2 separate regions of the Homo sapiens genome follow, and region 2 is linked to region 1. The links are chromatin loops, found by intact Hi-C in ENCODE. Cell type or tissue: PC-3. All regions are shown on one strand. Each heading gives the region's core, and the rest is flanking DNA. Links, peaks and the distances in the headings are about the cores only.

Region 1 (9,181 bases), core at 365-8,364:
GCATTTGGTTTTCTGTTCCTGTGTTAATTTACTTAGGATAATTGCCTCCAGTCACATTATATTGCTGCAGAGGACATTATTTCATTATTTTTATGACCGTACAATATTCCATGGTGGATATATACCACATTTTCTTTATCCATTCCACCGCTGGTAGCATTTTGGTTGATTCCAGGTCTTTGCTATTGTGAATAGTGCTTCAATGAACATACAAGTGCATGTATCTTTTTGGTCAAATGATTTATTTTCTTTGGGATATATACACAGTAATTAAATTCTGGGTTGAATGGCAGTCATGTTTTAAGTTGAGAAGTCTCCAGACTGCTCTCCACAGTGACTGGACTAATTTACATTCTTACCAACAGCATATTTACATTCTTACCAACAGCGTTCTGATTTCTCCTCAGCCTCACCAGCATCTGTTGTTTTTTGATCTTTTAATAGTATCCATTTTGACTGCTGTTAGATGGTATATCATTGTGGTTTTGATTTGCATTCTCTGATGATTAGTAATGTTTATCATTTTCCCAAATGTTTGTTGGCTGCCTGTATGTCATTTGAAAAGTGTCTTTTTATGACTTTTGCCCAGTTTTTAATAAGGTTATTTGATTTTAGCTTCTTGAATTGGTTAAATTATGTATAGATTCCAGTTATTAAACCTTAGATGCATAGCTTGTGAACATTTTCTTTCATTCTGTAGGCTGTTTACTCTGATGATGGTTTCTTTTGCTGTGCAGAAACACTTTAGTATAATTAGATCCCACTTGTATATTTTGTTTTTATTGCAATTGCTTTTGGGGATTTAGCCAAAATTTTTTTGTCAAAGTCAATGTCAAGCAGAAAAATTCCTAGGTTGTCTTCTAGGAGTTTTATAGTTTGAGGTCTTACATTTAAATCTTTCATCCACTTTGAGTTAATTTTTGTATATAGTATGGTGAAAGGTAGGGGTCCAGCTTTGATCTTCTTCATATAGCTAGCCAGTTACCATTTATTGAATAGGGAGTTCTCTTCCCATTGCTTGTTTTTCTTGGTCTTGTTGAAGATCAGATGGTCATAGGTGTGCAGCCTTATTCCTGAGTTTTCTATTCTGTTCCATTGGCTATGTGTCTGTTTTCTATTCTGTTCCATTGGCTATGTGTCTGTTTTTGTACCATTACCATGCTGTTTTGGTTCCTGTAGCTTTATAGTATAATTTAAAGTTAGGTAGTGTGATGCCTCCAGCTTTGTTCTTTTTGCTTAGGATTGCTTTGGCTATTCAGGCTCTTTTCAGTTTCACATGAATTTTAGAATAGTTTTTTCCTAATTCTGTGAAGAATGACACTGGCAATCTGATAAGCGTAGCACTGAATTTGTAAATTGCTTTGGGAAGTATGGGCATTCTAACAATATTGATTCTTTCAATCCATGAACATGGAATGTTTTTCCACTTTTTTGTGTCATGTCTGATTTGTTTCAGCAGTGTTTTGTAGTCTTCCTTTGAGAAATCTTTCACTTCTTTGATTAGCTATATTCCTAGGTATTTCATTTTCCTTTTGGCTACTCTAAGTGGGATTATGTTCTTGATTTCACTCTCAGCCTTGATGTTGTTGGTATAGAAATGCTACTGATTTTTGTACATTGATTTATTTCCTTTATTAAAGTCGTTTGTCAGTTCTAGGAGCCTTTTGGCAGGGTCTTCAGGGTTTTCAAGGTATAAAATCATATTATTTCTTTATTTCGCCTGATTGCTTTGGCTGTGACTTCCAGTCCTATGTTAAGTAGGAGTGGTGAGAGTGGGCATCCTTGTCTTTTTCCAATTTCAAGGGGAATGCTTCCAGCTTTTGCCCATTCAGTATGATGTTGGCCGTAGTTTTGTTGTAGATTATTCCTATTATTTTTAGGTATGTTAATTCAATGCCTAGCCTGTTGTGAGTTTCTATTTTGCAGGGATATTGGATTTTATAGAAATATTTTTGTGCATCTACTGATATTATCATAGGTTTTTTGCTTTAAATTTTGCTTAAGTGGTGAATCACATTTATTGATTTGTGTATTTTGAACCAGCCGTGCATCCCAGAAATAAAGCCTACTCGACTGCGTTGTATTAACTCTTTGACGTGCTGCTGGATGCAGTTTGATACTATTTTGTTGAGGATTTTTCTGTCTATGTTCATCAAAGATATTGGCCTGAAGTTTTCTTTTTTGGTTGTGTCTCTGTCACGAAATATGACAGAACGCATGTTTTCTGGTTGTTGTGTGAAGTGTTCTGTGAATGTCTACTAGATCCATCTGGTCAGGTGTTATGTTTAAGTCCAGAGTTTCTTTGTTAGTTTTCTGCCTCACTAATCTTTAATGCTGTCAGTGGGGTGCTGAAGTCTTCCACTATCATTGTGTGGCTAAGTCTTTTTGTAGATCAAGAAGAAGCTGTTTTATGAAATTGCGTAGTCCAATGTTGGGTGCATGTGTATTTAGGATAGTTAAGTTTTCTTGTTGGATTGTACCCTTTATCATTATGTAATGCCCTTCTTTGTTTTCTTAATTGTTAGAGGTTTAAAGTCTGTTTTATCTAACGTAAGAATAGTGACTCCTGCTCTTTTTGTTTTTTTTTTTTTTAGAGGATAGATCTTTTTTTTCAACATTTACTTTGAGCCTCTGAGATCATTACATGTGAGATGGATCTTTTGAAGATAGCAGATAGTTGGGTCTTGTCTTTTATCCAGCTTGCCACTCTATGTCTTTTACACGAAGCCACTTGTCCATTTAAATTCAAACTTAGTTTTAATAAATGAGATATTGATCCTGTCATCATGTTTTTAGCTGGTTGTTATGCAGACTTGGTTGTGTAGTTTCTCAATAGTGTCTGTGAACTATGTGCTTACGTGAGTATTTGTGGCAGCAGGTTTCAAATTTCTTTTGATTCCATGTTTAACAGTCCCTTGAGGACCTCTAGTAAGCCTGGTCTAGTGGAAACAAATTCCCTTAACATTTGCTTGCCTGGAAGGATTTTATTTCTCTTTCACTTATGAAGCTTAGTTTGGCAGGGTATGAAATTCTTCTTTGGGATTTCTTTTCTTTAAGGATGCTGAAAATAGGTCCCCAGTGTCTTCTGGCTTGTAAAGTTTCTGCTGAAAGGTTCACTGCCAGTCTGATGAGGTTCCCTTTGTACATCACCTGATCCTTCTCTAGCTGCCTTTAAGAGTTTTTCTTTGCATTGATCTCGGTGAATCTGATGACTATGTGTTTTGGGGATGGTCATCTTCTACAGTATCTAGGAGGGGTTCTCTATATTTCTTGAATTTACCCCTCAATCTCTCCTATGAGATTAGGGAGATTTTTTTTTGGGTGGACTGTATCCTAAAATATATTTTCCAAGTTATTCTCTCTCCTTCTTTTTCAGGGATGCTAGTGAGTCACAAAATTGGTATCTTAATATAATCCCATATTTATTGGAGATTTTGTTCATTTTGTAAAAAAAATTTATCTTTGTCTGCTTGAGTTGATTTGAGCTTCTGGTTGGTCTTTGAGCTTTAAGATTCTTTCCTTGGATTGGTCTATTCTGCTGTTAATACTTCTGATTTTATTCTGAAATTCTTGTAGTGAGTATTTCAGCTCAAGAAGTTTAGTTTGGGTCTTTCTTAAAACGACTATTTTGTTTTTCAACTCTTGAATTGTTTTATTGGATTGCTTGCCTTCCTTGGATTGGGTTTCAACTTTCTTCTAGATCTTGTTGAGCTTCCTTGCCATCCAGATTCTGAATTCCATGTCTGCCATTTCAGTAATTTCAGACTAAGAACCCACTGCTGCGGAGCTAGTGGGCTCATTTTTGAGGTAAGGGGATACTCTGGCATTTTGAATTGCCAGAGTTCTTGTGCTGATTTTTTCTCTTCTGTAGGGGGTGGGGGGGATTGTTTCCTTTAACTGTGGCACAAACTGAGTATAGTCAGCTAGTTTCATTCTGGAAGTTTTCAAAGAAATATTGTTTCTTTGCATGCTGTTACATTCTTGCTTTTGGTTTTGCAGGAGAGTGAATTAGCAATTTTTTTTTTATGCCATAGGTTGGGCTGTGATCCACTAGATGATGCCTGAGAGCAATGGACAGTAAATAGGCTCTTACTCAGCCATGTGGCTCCTTTGTGTATCCTCATCTTTGCAGCTGTGCTTTGTGGTGTGAAGTGGAGAGAGGTGACTCCTCCATTACTTCCACTCCTGGGCCTTGGGGGAGCTACCTCTGATCACTAACATTGTGCCCATGTTTTGTTGTTTTTGTTGTTAGGTGTTTTAGGCCATGCGACTCCCTCAGACAGTGGTTCAGCTGGGAGAGATTGGCCACACGCTTACCAGAACAGCCCTGTGGAGAGAGGCATGCCCAGTTCCCACACCAGCCCATGAACCTGTGTGACTCACTCCTCTCAGTTTTCTGAGAATGTGAGTTTCTCCACTCAAGTGCTGGGAACAGATCCTGGTTTGGCACTCCAGAGATATGAGTCACAGCCTTGGGGCACCAGGATCTGCTCATGGCTTCCTCCTCTGAACTCTCAGAGTTGGGTTCCAGGTGCATGGGAGATCTGAGGGGCTTCCAGGCTGCTGGAATGCACTGAGGTGGAGCCAAACACCCAGGCTGGGCAGCAGAGGCTGCACTGTGTACACACACCTGTGAGGCAGCCAGCCAGGAGCACTGGGAGGGGCTGGCAGGCAGGCCTGCAAGACAGATGTGCCCTAGTCCTGTGGGTAATTTGGCCCTGCTTTCTCCTGTTCTGGTGGTGAGCTAGGGCCAGAGCCTCTCAGAGGGAGATGGGCAGCCATGGAGGTTGGGCGTCTATGGCCAGGCTCCATCAGAGCTATCCTGTGCACAAAAGTCCCTGGCTCCATGCCTACTCAAGCCCATCTCCGTGTAATCTCTGGGGAGATCCTCCTTCAAGCTCAAACGTTTTTTGAGGGAGTGGCATCCCCTGTAGCTAAGATCCCAGAGGTTTATATCAAGAGTCAGTTACCTGGTCCCTACACTCATTCTTTCCCCAGGGGCTGTTCAGGGCTGGGAGCAAGCCCTAGTGTTCAGGCACCTCACACAGAGTTACCAGCTTCCTCTCTCTTCAGCTTCAGCATCTGCATCTCCATCCACGTTTGGTGTTTTCTCTCTGAAGATCTGTTCAAATTACATTGGTTTAGTTGAAATCCTGGTTTGTCTAAGTGGGAGTGGCACTTCCCAGCTGTGTCTGGTTGCCTATCTTGAAACTCCCCCATATGAATTTTAGAATAGTTTTATTTAATTCTTTGAAAAATGATGTTGGCAGTTTGACAGAAATAGCATCGAATCTGTCGGTTACATTGGGCAGTATGGCTATTTTAATAATATTGGTTCTTCCAATCCATGAGCATGGAATGTTTTTCCATTTGTTTGTGTCATGTCTTATTTCTTTCAGTAGTGTTTTGCAGTTCTCTTTGGAAAGATCTTTTACCTCTTGGGTTAGATGTATTCCTATGTATTTTACTTTTTTCCTGGTTATTTTAAGTGGGATTGTTTCTTTGATTTGGCTTACAGCCTGAACATTATTGGTGAATAGAAATGCTACAGATTTTGTATATTGATTTTGTATTTGAAACTTTACTGAAGTCTTCTTTATCAGCTCACAGAGCCTTTTGGTGGAGCCTTTAGCGTTTTCTAGGTATAAATCATATTGTCGGCAAACAGAGATAGTTTCAGTTCTTTTTCTATTAGGATGCCTTTTTTTTCCCTTACCTGATTGCTCTGGGTAGGACTCTGTAATTTATTTTTGATGTATTATCTCATCACAGATTGTAATCTTCTAAAGGGCAGGGATAGAAAATATTTTTTCTTTTCTTGATATACCAGCTTCATAAGGAACTGAAGAAATGTAGTAACATTGACAGAAATAACCCATTCACACGGCCTCTTATCATAATGATTAAAAACAAATATACCAGAAACTTCTATGTTTCATGCAACCATATTGTCAAAGAAATCACAATCCTTTGCCTCAACGAGGTATGACACTTAAATTTACAAAGGAATCTCTGGGCCTTTGAAATTGCAATGGTAAGAAGTGAGCCATGCATACAGGACAGCCCCCAAGAAAGTCACACTGTTCAGTGCTCATCTCAGATATGGCAAGAGATCTTAGGCAAGCAGAATTCTCCCAGGATCTCCTGGATCCTGAGAGCCAGGCCCTCTGAGGAAAATGAATAGGGGATTGCCTATCCAAGAAATCACTCAGGGACCCTCAGACTGGCTAATGAAGGAACATATTCCACTGCTGGAGCCAGACCTCAGGCGATTTCTATTAGGTGACATTTGACTACTATGTTTTTCTTATTCTCCTCTGAAAGCATTGAGTCTATAGGTCCCAGAAGCCACACCTAGACATGATATTCACCTACCTGCATGTAATGCAGAGATCCTGGGCCTTGAGCTCTAAGCAGAAACTGTATGAGACCTTGTGATTGCTTCCTTTAAGGGAAGGTTATCTTTCTTCTATATGTAGGTGGGAAAAAATGTGTATATTGTTTTTTGGGTGGGCAAAAAAGACAGTTGTTTGTCTACCCAATATTTATTCTCCTTTTCTTACCAATATAACCCTGTGCATTGTGCACAGATGAAGGTAAAGGCGGAACAAATTGACACTTAAACAGATGTTGTGTGGGTATTCGAGGTAAATATTTCACCCCCCTCCCTGCATTTTCCTTTATACTGTTTAAAGTGTGAATATGGTAGTATGTTGGCAGGCCCCAAACCACCCTCAGATTATTCGATTTGCTAGAACGACTCACAGAATTTAGAAGTTCATATTTTCATGCTTATGATTTATTACAGCAAAATGATACTATGCAAAATCAGCAAAAGGAAAAGGTGTGTGGGACTAAGTCTGAAAACAACCAGTCTCAAGGTTCCAATATTTCTCTCTGGGTGGAGTTGCACAAGATGTGCTTAATTTCTCTAGAAAAAAAAATGTGTAAAGTGTTTTCTATCAGAGAAACTCACCTGTGCCTGAACCTAAGAGTCCAGAGTTTTCATTAGGGGTTGAGCATGTACGCATTCAATGCCTCTAGGACTTCCATAGTCTCTCCAGATCCCCCAAAGAAAAGCAGGTGTTTAGCATAAATTACTTGGTTTGTACAGTTTATCTAGAAAAACTGGTACAGTGTAGTTAAAGGCAAAAAAACCCCAGCAGAAACAGTCATTAGTTAGAACAAGGAGCTCAATTTCCAGGAGAAGCCAATGGGGCCAGTCCAATCATAAAGACAGGTTTAGTATAGGGATGTGCACAGTTTGAGCAACGCAGAACAACCAGGTTAACTCTTCCCTGGAAGATGGCTGATGCATTAGCAGCCACTTTGTGATTTGGGGAATGGAAACTGAGGGTAACTGAGATGTCTTTCTGGATCCACCCATCCAGTCTGAGCCTGGCTAACTTTTCAAATTGTGTGTCTGCATGTGTGTGTCTGTGTGTGTGTGTGTGTGTGTGTGTGTGTGAGATAGGACAGAGAGAGAGAGACAGAGGGAAAGAGAGAGTCCTACCTGTACACCAAAGCTGCTAGTAATACTAGTCTCTGTTACCATTGACTAGATCCAATTATTAACTGACACTGAAGTGAGTGCTTATGCTATCTCATTTCCTCAGTTTAAAAATAACAAGAATAAAATATTATTTGAGTAAGGTTTTAGTCATTGATAATTATGACATAATTACAATTAAAGACATATTTGAATCTTCTAGGAGGCATTCCAGCAGGATGATCTCTAGGGCTCACTACCACTTGCTTTAAGTTGTGATAGTTCAACAAAGAGGTCAGGAGTTATTTTGTAAGGAATCTTGAAGAGCTCTAAATTTCAATTTTCTTTATGGACCAAGGTTAGCTAATGACAATTTCAGGTAAAGAGAAATAAAAAATTATGTTTATATGATTCTGAATGCCAGCTTTGCCAGTGTTCTCTTCTCTTCTCCCTTCTCTTTTCTTTTTTTCCTCTGTCCCGTGTCCTTCTTCATTACATCCCTCAAGTGCTTAGATTTTTCTTTCTTCAGAGAGCTCTGATGACCACAGCAATGACTTGTCTGTACCACTGTCTCTTTAATACTGCTGGAATTTAAGGCAAATATAAAATGCACTGTCCAATGGACCATTCATATCTTACTTCTTGTTTCTTAGACTGTGCTGTAAGAGTTGGATCATTATGAGTATCAACTCAAATGACATCGGGAGTAAATTGAGAGACAAAAGAGTAATGAAGTTAGAACCTCTTTGGGAGCTGTCTTGACAGGATAGTCAGAGGTTGCAAGCTACGTTACACAATTTTTGAAAGGAAGTCTATAAATATATTATTTTAAAAAATAAACTGAATTATTACACATGATAACAGCAATCTACATCATGCATCAATGTAAATATATTATATTCTATTTTAGTGATGCTTCTAATTTTAACTTCCATGAAAATTATTTCTAAGGTTTATGGAGTTTTCCTTTTTGAAAAACTCTTCTGATTTTGATTATTTTTTCTAACTTTTTTTGCTTCAAGTGTGTGTTCTTGAATATCACCAAGTTTGATTTTGGGGGAGAGGGTGGAAAATTTCCTCCTAAATTACGGAAAAGTAAAAAGAATAGCCTTACATTTTCCATTAGTTGAATATTATGTACAAAGTACCGTTACCATACAATATCTTTTATGTTAAAGCTCTACTGTGATATAATGGATAGATTTTCATCTGTAAGTCTCAGAAATATTTCACTATTGCGTCTAATATCTAAAACAACAACAACAACAACAACAAAACCTTCTTGTATCTAAACAATAGATATTCCAAAGATATAAACTAATAGTAATAAAAAAAAAACAGAGCTTAGCAAATGAAGGTACTTAATAAATGTGTTTAAATGAATGAAGAACCAGGTGGTTGAGACACTGTACCTCCAAGCAGAGTGCATTGTAGGTGGGTACTTCCTAGCTAATTAATACCCATGGCTAATATGGTCATTCAGAACATACTTTACTGATCTGCAGACATGCATTCTCAGTTTTCTACATTGCTTCATGACACTGGACATTGAACTTCTAGAAAATTCTACATAAAACCTACCTCAACATCTCTCTGTATTGGTAGCAAATAATTACTTTATGTTTCAGGTACCTTCCTGAATTTTTATTCAACTTACAATAGTTTTTTTCCTTTTCCTCATTTTTTTCTATG
Region 2 (9,181 bases), core at 699-8,698, 480 kb before region 1:
TGAGCTCCTACTATGTGTCAGGTTCCAGGTTATATGAGTCAGCATAGAATGGAAAACAACAATAAGCTCCCTGTTCTTGAGCCAATTTTCAAAGGTGAGGAGATAATTAATAAATGATTAGTAAATAAGTGATCAAGAACTGTAAATGCAAAGAAGAATATAAACATGACCTTGATATAGCAGGATGGGCTACCGTGAGCCTCCTTTTATGGTCAGAGAGGTCCTCCTGAGAAGATGGTGAGAAGGAGATGTTTGATGTAAAATTGGAATGACAAAAAAGAGTCAGCCATGTGAAGATCCAGGTATACAGAACAGCTTCTTTCATATATCAAAAATATTTTTTTCTTAAAATATATGACATATTAACCTTACTTTAAAATATGCAAGAGGAAAAGTGGGAGGATGCAATGGACTGAACATTTGTGTCCCACAAAATTCATGTGTTGAAATCCTAATCCCCAAGGTGATGGTGTTAGGAGGTAGAGCCTTTGGCAAGTGATTAGGCCATGAGGGCAGAGCCCTCATGAATGGGATTAGTGTCCTTATAAAAGAGGCCCAAGAAAGCTCTCTAGTCCCTTCTACCAGGTGAGGACACAGCAGAAACATGCCATCTGTGGGCCAGACAGTGGGCTCTTGCCATACTCCAAATTTGCCAGTGACTTGATTTGGATTTCCCAGCCACCAGAAGGTATAAGAGATGAATTTCTGTTGTTTATAATCTACCCAGTATAGGGTGTTTTTTTGTTATAGCAGCCCAAATGGACTGAAACAGAAGATAAAAAATAGTAAGATCAGCAGTGGTAGAGCAGTAAGACATTGAATGGTTGTTAAAGATAGGTGATGAGTACTTAGGAATCTGTGAGAATTTTCTCTCATTTTATGTACCTTTGAAAATAATAATATTAAAAGTTTTTTTGGTCTCAAATGTTTTCTCCATGAACATACTGTTTCTTCTTGATATATTCCTTATTTATTACACTAATATAAAGAACATTATGATAAATAATTCTTGAAGGGAATTGCATTCCTTATCTACTTCAGCATGACAAATTACCCCAAAGCTTAGAGGCTCAAAACAACAATAAGCATGTATTAGCCCTTACAGTTTATGTGGGTCAATAATTTGTGGTTTTAGCTTGGGAAACACCCTTAAAAAAAACCGTAAAAACTCTTATGAGATTTGAGTTAAGATGTCAGCCAAAACTACAGTTATCGAAACTGGCTTGACTAGGTGAAGGATTTGCATCAAAGGTGGTTGACTCAGAATTGACTAGTTGATGATGTTGGTTGGTGGCAGGAGGCCTTAGCTCCTCCCTGCTGGGTGTCCCCACAGGGTTGCTTGTATGTCCTTAAAATATGGTGTCTGGCTTTTTCTGAAGCAATCCAAGAGAAGGTAGAAACATGGCAGACTTGGAAATCACACACCCTTACCACACATGATTGTATTGGTCATAGATGTCAGCCCCATTCAAGGTGAGAGGGGTCTACATGAGGACATGAATACCAGGAGATGGAGATAATTGGTGGACATATTGAAGGCTAGCTGCCACAGGGAGAAACAGTATATTTGGTATTAAACAAATAATCTTGACATCATGCTCACTGAATTGATGCCCCCTCCCCAAAATAAATCCCTCATTAATTTGTTGTTTTCAACTCATAACTCACACAACTATCTTTAAACCTCTGTATCTATATTTAGTTTGTAGGGTACACACTTATATAATGATGTCTTTCTTCTGATTAGGCACTTAAATTAGCTGTATTTAATGGAATAATGATATTAAATAACTTTGTAAATCAAAAGGTGAAAATATATGCCTAGAATAAATTATCAAGACTTTGTCCAGTATAATGAGTGGTGATTATTTTCCAGTATACTCTTCAATTTATTACTGTAATAATCTTTTAAACCCATTAACAGTCAATTTGCTCTGTGATATTAAAATGTTAGCCACATTATTTGCCTGTTAATGTAGGTTAAATGTTAATTATGCTGTTGTATGGCGGCTAAGATGGTACATCCAGAAATTACACATAATATTGGTTGGTTCTTTGGCCGTCATACACTAATGTGCTTCATTATTATTGTGCTAATTTTAGTAATTTTAGTACAAACTACATAATACTCTGTGTTACTAAAACAGAACTACCCATGATATATTGCTTGCAACCAAACATTAGGCAATTTTGGCCCCATCATTTAGGAGTAGTTTACATGACTAAACAAGTAATGATTCTGTAACTCTCAAACTTGCATTTAGTGTATTTAGAATGAATTGCTTAGTATATTTTAAATATTTGTAGATCAAAATGTAATCCCTTTTAAAACAAATGTAAGTCATGCTTTTTAAGCTAAATGTACATTTAAACTTCATTAGTGTAGTGATTATAAATACAGCTATGATTATTCCTCCAGTTGTACTAATAATAGAATGGCATATCAACCTTCTCCCTGGGTCCAGTTTTATTACTCCTCATTCTACTCTTACAACTATTTTAAAATAATACTTAGCAGTATTTTGAGAAATAGGGTTTGTTTTAGTAAACTATCACTGTGTAACTTGCTGTCACAAACTTAGTGGCTTAAAACCACACTCATTTATTATTTTACATTTCTGTAGGTAAGAAGTTTAGGCTCAGCTACCTTTCTGCAGTAGGTTCACATTCCCGGAATCAAGGTGTTGGCCTTTCTAGAAATTCTACGGATGAATCTGCTTTTTAGCTCATCCAGGTTGTTGCAGGAATTCAGTGTTCTACAGTTGCAGGACTGAGATTCCCATCTTCTTGGTAGCTGTGGGCTGGGGTTAGTTCTCACCTTCTAGTGGCTGCCTGCATTCCTCATCGGATACCCACTTCCTCCATTTTCAAAGCCGGCAAAACGATCAAGTCCTTTTCAATCTTCGAATCTCTCTTAATCCCTTTCTCCTTTGTCCTTTCTCCCTTCTGGCAGAGAAGTTTCTCTCTTCTTAAGGGCCCATGTTATTAGATTGGGCCTACCTGTATAATTCAAGGAAATCTTCTTATTTTAAGGTCAGCTGGTAAGTAACCTTAATTCCAACTGCAGAGTCCCTTCACAGTAGTACCTGAGGGAGTAAATGTGGGAAAGAAATCTCCCAGCGATATCTTTGGAATTCTGCTTTCCACAGTGTTGTTGTTTGATTAGAAATTTAGAGTAATGTAACCTGAGAGAGCCCACTCAGGAGAAGTTCCATTTAAGTTTAGTTCTCAGTGACACAAGGAATCATGGAAAGATCTGGAGAAAACCAGAAAAAGACCATGCTAATTGCAAGTACACCATAAAGCTGTAAGGTTCATATTTGATTTATTCAAAGGTTCATAAAGCAAAATAGATACCACTACTAACCAAAACAATACGAATTAAATACCTCGCGTTCCAGACCTGAAATATTATAATATATATAAATAAATAAGCAGACATCATAATTTGCGCTTCCATGTTCTTAAAACATTTTTGTAGCAATTTTCCCTCTTTCCTTCCCTCTTACCGTATAATTCCCATCAGCATAGGACTATAATGTTTATTTCTGCCAGAAAAAAATAGAAGAATCTATAGTGTGTCATATCTCCCCTTATCTCTCCCTATCTATATTTTCTGCTCATAATTTGTATTTTTTTCTTAAGCCACGTCTAAAATTCAGCTCCTTTTCCCCCAAATATTCTATGCAAACTGCCCTTACGACCCACGGTGACTTTCACATTACTAATTATGATGGCCTTGTTAGAGTATTGATCTAAATAGACCCCAAATTAGGATTTGACACAGATGGTCACACTGTCATCATTGATATACTTTCTTCACTAGGCTTCCAGAACAATCAGCCTTGCATTGTTTTTCTCCTGTCTGCCTGGAAGCTCCTTCTCTCATGTATGTGTTAATTTCACCTTCTTGCCCAAATCCTTTTCTTTAGAGTGCTCCAGCTCAGGGTTTTTAGACCTCATTTTCTATCTTAAAGTACTTTCTAGGTGATCTCATCATTTCTCATGGATTTCACTACCGTCTCTAGCTTTACTCCTAAGAGTTCTACTTTTCTTCCTAAAAACTGCTCCACCCACACTTTTCTGCTCAACTAAGCCCAGGATTTTTGATTTTATACACCTTTTTTTCCTCTAATCCCTTTCCTGTGGTGAGAAAAGCTTTTACCAGACAGGGGTCCTGATCCAGATCCCAAGAGAGGGTTCTTGGATCTTGAGCAAGAACGAATTCAGGGAGAGTCCATACAGTGAAGTGAAAACAAGTTTATTAAGAAAGTAAAGGCTTTTAAAGAACGGCTACTCCACAGACAGGGCAGCCCCAAGGTCAGCTGGTTGCCCATTTTTATGGTTATTTCTTGATTATATGCTAAACAAGGGGTGGATTATTCATCCTCCCCTTTTTAGACCATGTAGGGTAACTTCCTGATGTTGCCACAGCATCTGTAAACTTTCATGGCGCTGGTGCGAGTATAACAGTGAGAACCACCAGAGGTCACTCTCATCACCATCTTGGTTTTGATGGGTTGGGACTGCCTTCTTTACCACAAGCTGTTTTATCAGCAAGGTCCTTCTGACCTTGGGTCGACCTCCTATCTCATCCTGTGACTTAGAATGACTAACTGTATGGGAATACAGCCCGGTAAGTTTCAGCCTTATTTTGCCCAGCTCCTATTCAAGATGGAGTTGCTCTTGTTCACACGCCTCTGACAAAGCTATTTGTTCTATTTTCAGAATATGTCCAGATTGCGTTCATTTCCTTTGCCACTGCCTAAAGTCAAGCAAGCACTATCTGTCACCTGAATTATGGCAAACCCCTCCTAACAAGTCTCCCTAATCCTGCCCTTGCCTTCAGGTATCAGTGCCCACCACAGCTCTGACCTCTCTCCTGTTAGTCTCTCCCCAGGGCTAAGTCCTCATTATCTTCCTTGCTTTTTCTTACAGATGCATCACCTGTTGGCTCTGCTTCATTATCTTTTCCAACAGATATTCATTTGTCTGGCTCTCTCACTTTCTTCACTTCTTCTCCCGAAAAGCTTCTTCTCGGAGAGGCCTTTCTTTACATTGCAATCCCCGCCTGCACCTGAGGTTTTGTATTCCTGTTTCCTGCCTTGCTTCTTCTTCTCACTTACCTAACATCAGCCTAGCCTCTAAATTCTGTGTGAGAAGGTATTTTTGTCTGCTTTTTTCTCACTGCCAGTGCTAGATGAGAGCCTTGAATATAATAGGTGGTCAATAAATAATACTGAGAAAAAAAGAATAAAACATGAAAGTACATTGATAGATGGTATGTTTTGGTGCTGGCTATAACATTTTGAGGTAGATAGTACAGGTATTATTTTCTTTATTTTCCAAATGAAGGCAATTATACATCTTGCCCAGGGTCACAAAACTAGTTAAGTATCAAAGATTAAACCAAAACTCAATTCTCTTGACTCCTAACCCGGTTTCCATTCCACTACAATAGGTGCTAAAAATACAATGTTGTCTGTTCTTGGGAGCTACAGTACAGCATCCCTCAAGAACCTGGAAATAAAGAAATAAGATTGCCTTCTGAGAGTCACACTATGAAATCGACGTGTAATGAGTCACTTACCTTAAAGAGCTAGAAATGCTTTTAAGCCAAAGGGACCATTACTGATTAAATGGTTTAACATTTCCAAAGAAAGAACATTTTAATAAGAAAAGGCAGACATAGAGGCACTTCAAGAGGATACTCCAAAGCGAAAGTTGGGCACGTGAATCCTAGGGGCTGGAGTCTAAGCCAGTGAATTATGAGAATTCCAGAACTTCCTGGGTTCACAGATACATCAGACTCTGTTAGTTAATGACAATAAACATTGGATTCATCTGACCAACTCACTTTTTTTCAGAGAGGCCTTTCTTTGTCACCCCACTTTATATTGCAATCGTGATCACAAAACAGCCTTATGATTAATAATTAATTTTCCATGCAGCTCTGCCTGTCTATAGAAGAAAAATCCCTTCTAATATGTACTTCCAGCAGTCTGGTCCCGATGTTAGTTATTTCTTATTGAAAGTTAGTTGACCTTCTGATTGCAGTATGGCTTTTGTAAAGCTTACTTTTGGAAGAAAAGACATCCTGATTTCACTGACACCTGTACGTCCCTGCGATTGGTACATTAAAAAAAAATATATATATGTACACACACACATTCATATATATATAATATATATATATACATATGCCGTGTGCAGTGGCTCATGCCTGTAATCTCAGCACTTTGGGAGACTGAGGCAGGAGGATCGCTTGAGCCCAGGAGTTCAAGACCAGCCTGGGCAACATAGCTATTAACCCAGGTAATTTTGGGAGGCTGAGGTGGGAGGATTGCTTGAGCCCAGGAGGTTGAGGCTGCAGTGAGCCGTGATAGTGTCTCTGCACTCCAGCTTGGGTGACAATGTGGGACCCTGTCTTGAAGTAAATATACACTGAATTGTGATTTTATGTATCAATCTCCCTTACTTGGTTAATTGAATGTGAGTCTCTTCTGCACCTCCCTCACTTCCACTGAATATGGAGATGCTCTTAACATTTCAGTGTGAAACAAAATCAACCACTCCAGAACTTCCTAGTATCATTCTGTACTCGAAGTGCTGCACAAAAGCAGGCTCTGAAGGAGGCTCCTAAATTAGAGACGAAGGACAGACTTTTTTTTCTTGTATAGAGTCTTAACAGAAGGTGTCAGGTGAAATTCAGCATTTTAGGGAATAGTGGGTCAAGGATAATTCTGGGTTTTCATAGAAGGAAGGAATCCTCTTGCAGAGTAGCTGCCATTGTTTTGGCAACTTAGATTTTTATCAAGAGGCAATGGGAGGGGCACTTGTCGTTAAGGTCACTTGCAAGAGGAAGCCCAGAGGAACAGCTACACGGAACTGGACACAAGAGAGGCCCAGAAGAGGAGTCTCAGTCTTTGGTTGTCTCTCAACAGAAGCAAATTAGGTTTCTAAATCAGCCAGCCAGAGAACTAAACACACACTTGGTGGCTTTCTGATTTATCAAGCACAGCTGGTCACAAATTATTTTTAATGCTTGCATGTATGCATTTCTATATGTGTCAATAAGTTATGCTTTGGTGGTTTCTCCCTTTTAAAGTCTTGAATAATAGTTAACAAAGCACTCAGGGAAAATATTTTATTTCTAGCAAGAAAGCTTCCTTCCTTCCTATTTGTTTGTTTTACTCCTGACTTGTCTTTTTAAATTATTTCACCTTGGAAGATAAATCTTAGGGAAGTTTATTGTGACAACCTCAAAATTCTGTTGTACTATAGTCAGATCTCGAATAAATAATTAATTTTAGGGAAAAAAAAGAGCGACATAAACATATCAAAACATACTGGCATTGTGATGGCATAAGAACACCTGAATTTAAGTCTGAGAGTTAACAATTCCTCTTTAACATCAAGATATCACTCAGTTACCACAGAAATGAAAAATGAGCCATTGAAGGTGAATAGACAATGAGTGGCATGACTTTTATGTTGGGCAGGAAACAAATTATGATGGCAGGTGAAGATATTGATCATGAGAATGAGAAAGGGTAGCTCCAAGCCCAGGAACTGGGATCGGCAAAAATGAAGGAAAAAACTGAGATAAAGGGTTCCTTGGTTGAGAATCGTAAGGTGCCTCACTACAGTCACCAGGTATATTTTCCCTTAACAAAGTGGCAGAGTCATCTACGTTGAAATACAAGGAGGTACCTCCTTAGACATCAAGAAGGTCTCATTTATCAGCAAGTAGAATGGAGGATCATTGTCATAATTAACCAGGTTCTCTAATCAGCCTAAAGCTGTTGAGAGTGAATTAGGAAGCACTTGTTATATTAACATTCTAAGTGGAAAGAGCACAACAATATAATCTGGGGTCTCCAACAATAAGAGTCGCAGGTTTTTTTGTCCTTGCGATAGGACAAAAAACCAAACACCTCATGTTCTCACTCATAGGTGAGAAGTGAACAATGAGAACACATGGACACAGGAAGGGGAACATCATACTCTGGGGACTGTTGTGGAGTGGGGGCAGGGGGGAGGGTGAGCATTAGGAGATATACCTAATGCTAAATGACGAGTTAATGGGTGCAGCACATCAACATGGAACATGCATACATATGTAACAAACCTGCACATTGTGCACATGTACCCTAGAACTTAAAGTATAATAATAATAAAATTAAAAAAAAAAAGAGTCGCAGGTATCAGCATTTTACTCTAGCATTCTAGAGGACCTTATTTTAAACTCGGTGCAAACCACTACAGAAACACATAATGAATGATTTATGCTCTCTCTTTTTTTTTCTGAAAAAAAAATAAAAATAAAAAAAGGCCTAGGATTTGAACATGTAGGCAGGAGTGACTATAGAAGTGTTGTCAAAACTCTTGACTCCAGGAGTAATGACAAGGGCTTCTTTACAATTCGTGCATCATTCTATTTCGTGGAAGATATTCTCATGCAGGTGGTCTGACATCCTGTGTCTATACACAGCAGCATCAGCCCAGAGAGAGACATCAGTTTTTACACAAAACAGCGATATTTTTTTTTCCCAGAGTCTAAAGTCAATGACATCCTGATGGGAGAATTGCAAGGCTACGACATGCTTTTCTTGTTCATTTGGTAAGCCATGAAGAAATTAGAACATGATTTTTTTTTTCCAATAGAAGAAAACTATGACACAGAATGAATAGTCTCAAAAAAGTTCAAAACTTTTGTTTTGTAAAAAATGGTCATATTATTGTCTTCATCTTAGTTTTTTGCCTTCACCTTATTTTTCGGAGTGTTCAACCTTAGCAACATCAAAGTCATCAACTGAAAAGTCACCAGTGGGAATGAAGTCTTTCTATTGAGTTGATCTTCTGTTAGTTCACTGTAGACCCCAGATGTGGGAAGTTACTTCTCTCTGTGACAAGACGGCTAGAGAGAGCATTCAGGAAAATGCAGATGGCGAGTATTTCTTGATTTAAACAGCTCATTTCACATGGTCCATCACATAATCCTTTTAAATAAAGTAGTTTGTCTCAATAGACTTATTAATCTTATTGGTCATGTGCTACCTGTGTTTGATTGAATCTCAGTGTTTACAACTTATCCACAGAATTATTTTTAGAATTGTTCTTTTAAATTCTATGATGAAGGAATAAATTCTTAATGGCTTAAACTTTTTCATAGTTTAAA

What was found. Peaks named below come from ENCODE experiments on the same cell type or tissue, not always from the same donor. Only the 100,000 strongest peaks of a DNase experiment are listed, where the experiment ranks them.
Region 2: a loop joins it to region 1, with 2.4 times the contacts of the local background. A loop is called at or near these places in 3 of 110 quality-filtered maps.

What each region holds. Positions count from the first base shown.
Region 1 is chr3:77,821,094-77,830,274 of GRCh38, forward strand. No RefSeq gene overlaps it. Among named protein-coding and RNA genes, the nearest start is that of LINC02077, 220 kb to the right of the region's middle. In PC-3, for the core only: a CTCF peak has its summit at 4,059; a DNase peak (open chromatin) is centred at 4,478; H3K27ac peaks cover 3,490 bases.
Region 2 is chr3:77,343,926-77,353,106 of GRCh38, forward strand. All of the region lies in intron 2 of ROBO2 (roundabout guidance receptor 2), which reads left to right. Among named protein-coding and RNA genes, the nearest start is that of ROBO2, 310 kb to the left of the region's middle. In PC-3, for the core only: CTCF peaks have their summits at 4,486 (motif pointing right) and 4,686; a DNase peak (open chromatin) is centred at 4,476.